2 separate regions of the Homo sapiens genome follow, and region 1 is linked to region 2. The links are chromatin loops, found by intact Hi-C in ENCODE. Cell type or tissue: breast epithelium. All regions are shown on one strand. Each heading gives the region's core, and the rest is flanking DNA. Links, peaks and the distances in the headings are about the cores only.

The links. A loop is a pair of places that touch in the nucleus more often than their neighbours do. Peaks named below come from ENCODE experiments on the same cell type or tissue, not always from the same donor. Only the 100,000 strongest peaks of a DNase experiment are listed, where the experiment ranks them.
Region 1: it touches region 2 in a loop (16-fold over the local background); 2 of 110 quality-filtered maps call a loop at or near these places.

Annotation. Positions count from the first base shown.
Region 1 is chr7:97,284,685-97,290,081 of GRCh38, reverse strand. It overlaps LOC107986826 (a long non-coding RNA gene), which reads left to right and starts at 978. Exons shown (of 3, transcript XR_001745292.1): 1 at 978-1,039; 2 at 2,875-2,964. In breast epithelium, for the core only: no CTCF peak of the experiment used is centred there; no DNase peak of the experiment used is centred there.
Region 2 is chr7:97,569,753-97,575,149 of GRCh38, reverse strand. No RefSeq gene overlaps it. Among named protein-coding and RNA genes, the nearest start is that of TAC1, 160 kb to the left of the region's middle. In breast epithelium, for the core only: no CTCF peak of the experiment used is centred there; no DNase peak of the experiment used is centred there.

The DNA.
Region 1 (5,397 bases), core at 171-5,170, 280 kb after region 2:
GCTCACGCCTGTAATCCCAGCACTTTGGGAAGCCGAGGCGGGCGGATCACGAGGTCAGGAGATCGAGACCATCTTGGCTAACACGGTGAAACCCCATCTCTACTAAGAATACAAAAAATTAGCCGGGCGCAAGGTGGCAGGTGCCTGTAGTCCCAGCTACTCGGGAGGCTGAGGCAGGAGAATGGCGTGAACCCGGGAGGCGGAGCTTGCAGTGAGCCGAGATTGCGCCACTGCAGTCCAGCCTGGGTGACAGAGCGAGACTCCGTCTCAAAAAAATAAATAAATAAATAAATAATAATAATAATAATAATAAAATAAAGAAAAAATTTCTTTCTCAGAACTGGGATCTTCATTGTAATTAAAAGCATGTTAAGCAGGCACGTGATAACCAGCACTGCCACATATTCTCTGCCACAATCATCTAATAATCGTCCATTTACATGAAGAGCAAAACAGGCAACAAGAGAGAAAGCGGTATTTGAAGGCTGAAAAAAGAAAACAACATAGTTTGTCTCTTCTAATGAGTATTTCTGTTGGGGGAGTACACAAAAGGAAAATGGAGGATCAAAATAATTTGAAAGTTACAGAAGAAAGCAATTGAGTTAAAAACAAAAATGAAAAAATGGATATATTGATTAGCTTGATTGCAGCAATTATTTCACTATATGCATATATCAAAACATCATGTACACTTAAATATATGCAACTTTTTCTTATATCTCAACAAAGCTGCAAAAATACTAAAGCAATGACACTAAAAGTGGAATAAAAAAGAATAAACAATAAAGTAATATATTTTTAAAGTAAAAATATTATTTAGAGTATGTTTTAGAGGAGTCAGCAGTATTGTTCTATCAAAAATGCTCTTAGTAAATATCATTATATTTTCAATTCTCATCTCTTCCCAGCCTGTTTTGTGAATCTCCATTTTTGCTGTGTCTTCTGATTTTTTCACTAGCTCTTACTTGTATTCTCTATCACTTTAGTCTAACAGCTTCAAATTTAATTAACTGCTGATTGTTCCTGAAGATATGCTAAGGTAAGGGTTTCTACAACTTTTTTTTTTTTTTTTTTTTTCAGTTTGCTGAGTGAATGAGAACTGGCTGTTATGGTTCCTCAGTTCCTGGGTAACTGTGAAATCTCAAAAGCTTTAGTAGCAGTACACTATTAACAGCTAATATTTTTAACGCCAAGACTATGTGCCATCTCAAAAATTATGTGAGAGTTTATTTTATGAGGCTTAGCAAAATTAACTTGCCCAAGTTCACACATCCAGTCAATGTCAGATATGAGACTTAAACCCAGAGATGTCCAGCTCTAAAGTTTACGAGAGAAAACATCAATGTGTCTGTTATTTATTGATATTGCCGTAACACACAATTTACTCCTGTAAAAGCATGTGAAATGCATTCTGTTTTTCATATTGTTAATTTCAGCTGAAATAACACTTTTATATATATATGTTACAGAATAGGGGATATTTGCAGCCAGAAGGAATAACTTCCTACTCCCTAACATTGTGTTTTAACTGTTATAACCTATTATTGTTTCCAAAACTCTTCTGATTTCTTTATTCTCTTTTTTTGCTGCTCTGATCCTTAGATTTGCTCAGGTGATTATCAGAATTTCAAAATTATATCACTAAAGCTTTTATAATGCTTAAGAAAGACAGAAGTATATGTCTCAATCTTTTCAAGCTGCTATGACAAAAGATCATAAATTGGGTGGCTTATAAACAACAGATACTTATTTTTCACAGGTCTAGGGACTGGGAAGTCCAAGATCAAGACACCAGCATTGGGTATCTGGTGAGGACTCACTTCCTAGATGGCCATCTTTTCACTGTAGCCTCACCTGGCAAAGGTGTGAGGGATTTCTTTCAGGCCTCTTTTATAAGAGCAGTAATCACATTCATGAGGCCTCTGCCTCCTATAACCTAATCACACCCAAAGACATCACCCCCCACCTCCTAATACCATCCCCTTAAGGATAGGATTTCAACATATTAATCTGGCAGGAGAAACAATAATTCAGACCTTAGCAGATAAAATAAATTAAGTAATGTAGAATGAAAAAGAAAAATTTTTTTTCTTTTTTTCTTTTTTCTTTTTTTTGACAGAGTCTTGCTCTATTGCCTATGCTGGAGTGCAGTGGTACGATCTCCGCTCCCTTCAACCTCCACCTCCCACGTTCAAGCAATTCTCCTGCCTCAGCCTCCCAAGTAGCTGGAATTACAGGTGCCCACCACCATGCCCGGCTAATTTTTTGTGTTTTTAGTAGAGATGGGGTTTCTCCATGTTGGCCAGGGTAGTCTCGAACTCCTGACCTCAGGTGATCCACCCACCTCAGCCTCCCAAAGTGCTGGGACTGCAGGCATGAGCCACCTCACCCAGCCTAGATGTTTTCCTTAAAAATCTCAATATTCTAGACCAAATGTTATTCATAAAATAATACTCCAGGGAATTAGGGGAAAATAAATTATACAGTGATTACTTAGACTGAGTGATCTATATATATTATGCCCCATTTATATTGTATAAACAAACAATTTTTAAGAGCTATTTGGGTTTCCAAGACTAAGTAATTAAAATGGCAATTGTCATAATACTGTTACTTATTAATCTAATAAATGATTATCCCACTTGGCACTCCAAATATGTCAAATTGAAAATAGCTTCCTGGCCAAATAAGAATATATACAACTTTCACTAAAATGATTACAAAAGTATATTTTTTCATAGCATTAAAGTAAGTATCATATATATTTCTAACCTGAATAATGTACAAAGATAAATTGTTCTGATAATATTACTGGCCTCAAGTTGTATAACCAGCCAAAGCCTCTGATACTTAGTATCTCTATTGCTTTCCTAGAGATCAAGATTCCAAAAAAATCCAAAGAACGGGGTTTACAGAAGAAGACTGAGTATTGTCTGACCTCAAGCTTACGGGATGCCAGAACAGGTAAGTGAATTTGTAAAAATAAATAACAGGCTTGGTATTTCTAGAAAGAAATAATAAACAACAACACCTAGTTCAATGTGGTAAGGGGAAGATATTTTTTAAATGATAGGACATATCTGAGACTCGATAGTTAAAAAATGAAAATAAAAATACATGATGTGGTAAAACTGGCTTTCCAGTTTGAAAAAAGAAAGAAATAGAACATTCTATTTTCTCACATCTTTCTCCAAAATAATTTCCAGGTAGATAAAAAAATCACAAGAAAAAACAGCTTATGGATAAACATTAGTATATATTGGAGGAAGGTCTTCCTTACCATGAGATACCATGTCAAATCCAAAAGAAAAATATTGTTGAATTTAACTCCCAGAAGTGATTTAAAATTAATAAATAAATAATTAAAATAATAATAATAGGCAAAGCTAAAAGTAAAAAAATAAATCTGTATATTTGCATTAATATGATAGAGGATTAGCTCCAATAAAAATGGTTTCAATAATAGATGGACTGGACAGTAAAAAAAAAAAAAAAAAAAGATACTAACAGGCAGTTTCAAATAATTAGAAATGCAAATGGTTAAAAATCACATGAAATGATAGAAATGCAACTTCAGACTTGAGGATGCTGTTTTTCACTTATCATATTAGTAAGTATCTTACAAAACATTAAAAATATCCTGAATTCATAAGGGCATGATGAGACAGGGTTCCCACATGCTATTGATAAGAATATGAATAGGTACAACCAGATTTGTAGGGTAAGTAGGCAGTATCAACTAAAAGTTTAAGTGTGCATATCGTTTAACCCAACAATTCTACTTCTAGGTATTTATCCTAAAATGTTTACAGTATAAATATGTAATGTGTAATGACCATGTATCTAGTCCAGCAATTTGATTGCAGCATTATATGCAAAGCAAATGTGTAAACTAATCTAAACATACATACTTAGGAGATTGCTTAGATAAGCTATTGTACATATAGCTTTTTAAAAATTGAGTAATTTTATATATATTACCATAGAAAAATATCCGTGATAATTTAAGTGAAAAAAAGTAAGTGAAAAGTAATGTTTTAAGTGAAAAAAGCAAGCCGTAGACTAACATGTCTAGTACATTTGTTTAGAATAATCCTATCTATAACATGTTTATATATGTGTGTATATTATGTATAATTTTATGTATGTATCTATGTTACACAATATTGAATTTGTTATAGAATTATATATTTATTATTACAATTGATAATAGAATAGATGGATGGATAGATAGATCAATAGATCTGATTTTCTTCCTCTTCGTCTCCTATTTCCATTTCTCACTTCTTTGGTAAGGTATCCTTTCTTATTTAGAATGGTGACACTTCAAAGCTATGCTAGAGAGCTGGTTAATATGAGCAAGAGAAAGGTGTGTAAAAGCTTCCATTGTGAAAAACCGAAAAGGTCCCCCAAGGAGGACCTCCCAGGACCTTCCAGGAGAGAGCCAGGCACCAGTGTCATTACCTTGAGAGCCTTCCAGAAGGGAGGGAGTCCTCCATAGTCTGGGACAGACAGGGAAGTATCTGGAGTGGGGAGTGGAGAAGGAAAGAAACTGGAATGAGAAAGGCCTTCCAAAGTCCATTGCAGGCAGACTCTGAATGGACTAAGGGCAACAACTTGAGAAAAATGAAGAATTACTTTGTAGTTGTTTGTTCCATATTCTATTTGTATTATCAGTGGACGAATAGTAAGAGAGTTATCTTTCTTCCTCTTTCTGGTAATGGAGTATACCTCACACTTTTCCAGATGTTGTTACAGGAAGCACTAGGGATATTTATCAGAAGATTCTGAGATTATGCTCTGAATTGTTAAATCCTAGGAAACAGAATGGGGATGAATGTAAAACATTTTTCTACTTCATTCAGTTCTAAATTTTTCAGTTTTTTAGAATTAAAACATAAATTACTAGAAAAAAACTATTATCAATCTTTTTTTCTGTTCCTGTTTTTCCTTAGGCAAAGCATCTCAGAAAGATAAAGATTTGGTTTCCACCATTTAATTATTTTCATTCATCTTTAGTAGAAGAGGATGTAGGAATCAACACATATTTATAAAGCATGTGTTATGTGAATATAGCATTCTGCTCTAGAACATGAAGAAAAAAAAAGATGTTGAGCTTTGATTTTGGGAAACCAGACTACACACATGAAAAGTGATTAATGTAAAGCAGAAGTTACATACCTAGAAATAGTAAGCTTTATGGGTGATAAGATATGACGTGAAGTAACTACGGTCAGAGAGAGAGATTCATATAACCAAGAAAAAGATAGTCAAGTCACTACTCTAAGCCAAAATCCATTAGTAAGCTTTGAGTATGTGGTGTCAGCAATGTGTTTAGAAGTTAGCTAACAGAGACTGAAAGAATTATGAGAAAACATGAGTCTAAATTGGAGGCAT
Region 2 (5,397 bases), core at 305-5,304:
GCAACAAAAGCCAAAATTGACAAATGAGATCTAATTAAACTAAAGAGCTTCTACACAGCAAAAGAAACTAGCATCAGAGTGAACAGGCAACCTACAGAATGGGAGAAAATTTTTGCAATCTATCCATCTGACAAAGGGCTAATATCCAGAATCGATAAAAAACTTAAACAAATTTACAAGAAAAAAACAACCCCATCAAAAAGTGGGCAAAGGATATGAACAGACACTTCTCAAAAGAAGACGTTTATGCAGCCAAAAAACATATGAAAAAAAGCTCATCATCACTGGTCATTAGAGAAATGCAAATCAAAACCACAATGAGATACCACCTCATGCCCGTTAGAATGGCGATCATTAAAAAGTCAGGAAACAACAGATGCTGTAGAGGATGTGGAGAAATAGGAACACTTTTACACTGTTGGTGGGAGTATAAATTGGTTCAACCACCGTGGAAGACAATGTGGCGATTCCTTAAGGATCTAGAACCAGAAATACCATTTGACCCAGCCATCCCATTACTGGGTATATACCCAAAGGATTATAAATCATTCCACTATAAAGACACGTGCACAAGTATGTTTATTGCGGCACTGCTCACAATAGCAAAGACTTGGAACCAACCCAAATCCCCACCAATGATAGAATGGATAGAGAAAATGTGGCACATATACACCAGGGAATACTATGCAGCCATAAAACTGATGAGTTCATGTCCTTTGCAGGGACGTGGATGAAGCTGGAAACCATCATTCTTAGCAAACTAACACAAGAACAGAAAACCAAACACCACATGTTCTCACTTACAGGTAGGAGTTGAACAATGAGAACACATGGACATGGGGAGGGGAACATCACACACCAGGGTCTGTTGGGGGTTGGGGGGCTACAGGAGGGATAGCATTAGGAGAAATACCTAATGTAGATGATGGGTTGATCGGTATAGCAAACCACCATGGCACATGTATACTTATGTAACAAACCTGCATGTTCTACACATGTGCCTCAGAACTTAAAGTATAATAATAATAAAAAAATTAGGCTGAATAGCCTGATAAGTACACCACCATTTTAATTTTTTTAAAAAACAGGTGGCACCCAACTTTCTTAAATGTGTTTATTAGGTATAAATCTGCCTTCCCTAGTTTGGACAGATTTCCTCAAAACTTTTTGAAGGATTTTGCACTGATAAAACCTCTTATACTCAGTAAACAATTGATTTAGACATTGCTAAAATATTAAACTGACCACTTTTCACTTGTTCTTCTCTGTCCTTTGCTAAATAACACAGTAATATATGTGTGTTATTCTCTGTTAGCTCTGAGCTAAAACTCAGAAGGAAGCAATGCCAAGAACTGTGATTACAGATTCCAAGTGAAGAGGCCACTATTGTCAAACATTTCTTCCTTGACTGGGAAAGATGAGAAGTCTATCCTGTTTAATATAATCACTCAAGTGATACTACACTGGATAATGAAAAATTGCACTTTATTTGGAATCAGAACATCTACCCATATTAACAGGAGCAAGAGCTATCTTTCTAGGACAGAAACTTGGAGCAACCTTCAGGTATTCAGCAACATTACCTGTGCAGATGTTGACAATACAGTCAAAGCTACCTGGCATTTATGAAAATCAAAATTGATTTTGTACTAAACCAAGAGCCTACGAAGACTTCACTTCAATGGATGATTTCTTTTGATTAGCTATATCGTTAGTTTTGGGAGTATGGGAGGTGATTAGCTTTGCTCAAGGAAGACGAATCCCTATTGTGAAAGGACAAGGAGCCTTTCCTCCTTTTGGCTGTGACACCAATCAGCTCTAATGTGAACTGTCATTCTTCAGTGCCCTGTAATTTTCCTAAAAGCCTCAGATTGGAAAATGCTGCTCAAACTGACAGCTTCTTTCTCTCCTTGTGTACTTGCACAGCAGGCAGATGTAGAAGTGACAGAAATGTGTCCTGTTTCATTACTTAATCTTTTTGATGGATATTGTGCTCAAAGAGCCTATCTCCTTATTCTACAGTTAGAGAAAGGCCCTCTTTGCTGTCATGGTTACATGTCAGTAGTGGAATTTTAAATAAAAATACATTGAAGTTGGTGAGAGCTTTTCTGCAATCTCCGTCTAATAGTGTCCCTGTCATTGATAGCTCTGCAGAAGGAAGTCTGTGTCTATTTCGAAGTGTTCAAACCAGTTTTCATAAAGCGATTAAGAAGTCGTTGGATGATCATGAAATGTATAAACTTCAATTGTTTGAGAATAAAATTGTCTTTATTCATTGTCTTCAGTTAGTATCTTATTTTTTGTTATTCTTCAGAAAATATTAACTATTTCAGTAACTATTTCCCCAGGGAGCTCAATTAATTCTCGTTTATTATTATTTTAAACCCTAAGTTTTTTTACAAAAATGTGGCATTCACTGAAACAGCATTCTATATACTGTTAACCAATTTACCCTATCATTTTTTTGTATAACACTATCTCTTAGACAACTTGCTCTAGTTACTATCTAAAATTCAATGAAGATAAACTTCACCTTATGTTTAACAGACATAAAATTACAGTCAATTTTGACATGATGAGTCTAATCATATTTCTGTTTAGGTTAATATTTTTTAATTAATTTATTTGAAAGCATGCAGCATGGCAAAATTATCTTGAAGTATTTCTGAAGTTATGCTTATTGCATCACCTGTAACTTAGTATTCAGCATTTATAAACTACTATTAAGCACTCACAATATTCAAACTTTTAGTACTGTCCATCAAGTTCCTTTGAAAATGAACACATTAATCCAATTTTAGACAGGAAAAAGTGAAGGAGAAAGATTTTGGAAAGTTGTAGGTTCCAGTAAGTGTTTATATTGTAAATACTCCTGTTTATATTTGTGTTTATATTGTAAATATATGTGTTTATATTGTAAATAGTTCTGTTTATATTTTCACTGTAATGACTGTAGCATTTTATTTTGAAAAATGAAGTTTCTGAGAAGAAAAAGTAATATGAGTCCAATGATAACTATTGCTCCTTTGCAAATAGACTATATAGCTATATTATGGTAAGTATATTGCAATATTAAGAATTTATGCTTTTGCTTGAGCCACATAAAATACAGTTAAAAAAGAATATAGCTTCGGTGATCTAATAAACAAAATCTTCCAAACTTGAATGCAGATAAGTATTTTTTTGCAAAAATGGCAAACACTTCCAGATAATTATTTACACTTTTACTTTTAATTTTTTAATTTTTAAAGATAATGTTATATTCTGTTTTTTTGGTGGTTAAGACATCTTATTTGTGTGAGAGATGTGTCCTGACCAACCTGGGTAGTAATTATATAATTCAGCTAGTCCTAACAATGTGTGTTACAGACTTCCAGTGGTCAGAGCCCCGTTTCCCTAGATTTTATGAATATACATATGTTTGGAATGCTGAGACATGCCAGTCAGTCTTGATTACTTTGATCAGCCTCCTTCTGTTTCTTGTGGAGGGGTGGGTAAATTGGAGTGGGGAGAGAGGCATTTTTTCAACAACTTCCATAAGCTTCAAATTAAGACACATTGCCTTCTCTCTTTAATAGACTTCTTGTAAGGGTAATCAATGAGCTAGATTCTGACCTATGGATTACTCTGTAAAACAGATAGGAGTGTGTGTGTGTGTGTGTGTGTGTGTGTGTGTTAAACATCAGCACTTTGGAAGGCTAAGGCGGGAGGAAGGCTTGAAGCCAGGAGTTCAAGACCAGCCTGGGCAACAATGCAAGACCACCTCTCTACAAAAAATAAAATAATTGCAGTTATGGTGGTGCACACCTGTAGTGCCAGCTATTCAGGAGGCTGAGGTAAGAGGAAAGCTTAAGCCCAGGAGTTCAAGGCTGCAGTGAGCATGATAGTGCCACTGCATTCCAGCTGGGGTAACAGAACCGGACCCTGTCTTCAAGGAAACAAAAAACAAACCTCATAAGACATTGTTATAACTGGTTTATGTGGTTAATATTTATTTAGTTTACCCACCTGTTTACAATTTCATTATTTTTTACTCCATCCTGCATCTCTAAGATTCATTTAAAAACATGTTCTTCTACTTGGAGATCATTCTTTAGTACTTGTTTTAATGCAGTTTTGCAGGTGATAGATTCTCTATTTTTTCTATGGCATGAAGATATTTTGTTTAATTCTGAATGATATTTTCAATGGCATAAAAATCAATTACTTCCTTTCAACCCATTGAGGAGATAATTATATTTTTGTCTGATAAGAAGTCCACTCTTGATCTAATTACTGCTCTTTGAAAATGGTGTATCTGGCCAGGTGCAGTGGTTCACACCTGTAATCCCAGCACTTTGGGAGGCTGAGGCGGGTGGATCATGAGGTCAGGAGATCGAGACCATCCTGGCTAACACGGTGAAACCCCATCTCTACTAAAAATACAAAAAATTAGCTGGGTATGGTGGCACACACCTATAGTCCCAGCTACTCAGGAGGCTGAGGCAGGAGACTCACTTGAACCCAGGAGGTGGAGGTTGCAGTGAGCTGAGACAGTGCCACTGCACTCCAGCCTGAGTGACAGAGCGAGACTGTCTCAAAAAAAAAAAAAAAAAAAAAAGAAAAGAAAACAGTATATATTTTTCTCTAGCTAATTTTAAGATTATGTCTTTACATTTGATTATTTCTGGTTTCTGTTACGATATGTGTAGGTGTGGATTTCCTTGCATTTGTTATGCTTGGACTGCTTTAAATCTGTGGATGATGTCTTTCATCACATTTGGAATATTCACAGTCGTCATCTTCCCAAATATTGCTTGTACAATATCCTCTCTCTTTCCTTTTCTTCTGGGTCTGGAGATAAATGTATGTTTGCCCTTTTCACTGTATTATCCATGCCTCTTATTACCTCTCTTTGGTGCATTTCATTCATTTGTTTTTCTGTTCTTTAATCTAGATTATTTCTCCTGACCTACCTCTCAGTTTACTGATTCTCTTTTTAGCTATGCCTAACTAGTTGTTATACTCATCCATGAAGTTCTAAATTTTAGTTGTTAGAACTTTGCACCCTATAATTTCTATTTTGTTCATTTTCATCTCCTTTTTTAAAAAAAATATGCTAGGCATTTTTTAATATTTCAGTTTTCTTTTGAACTCATTGAATATGACCAACATAGTTATTTTTAAAGTCTGTTTAAAGTCTGTATCTATTAGTTCAAACATATGGACCAACCTCAATTGGTATGATTAATTGTCTATTGTTTCTGCTGATTTATATTCATCTTTTCTTTTTGTGTACCTGGTTATTATAAATGGGATCCAGGCATTTTATTTGGAAAAGTGCTTATAGAAATAATTTGAGGTTTGGGTAATGTGATTTTTTTCTGAAAAATATTTTGTTTGCTTCTACCATGCACC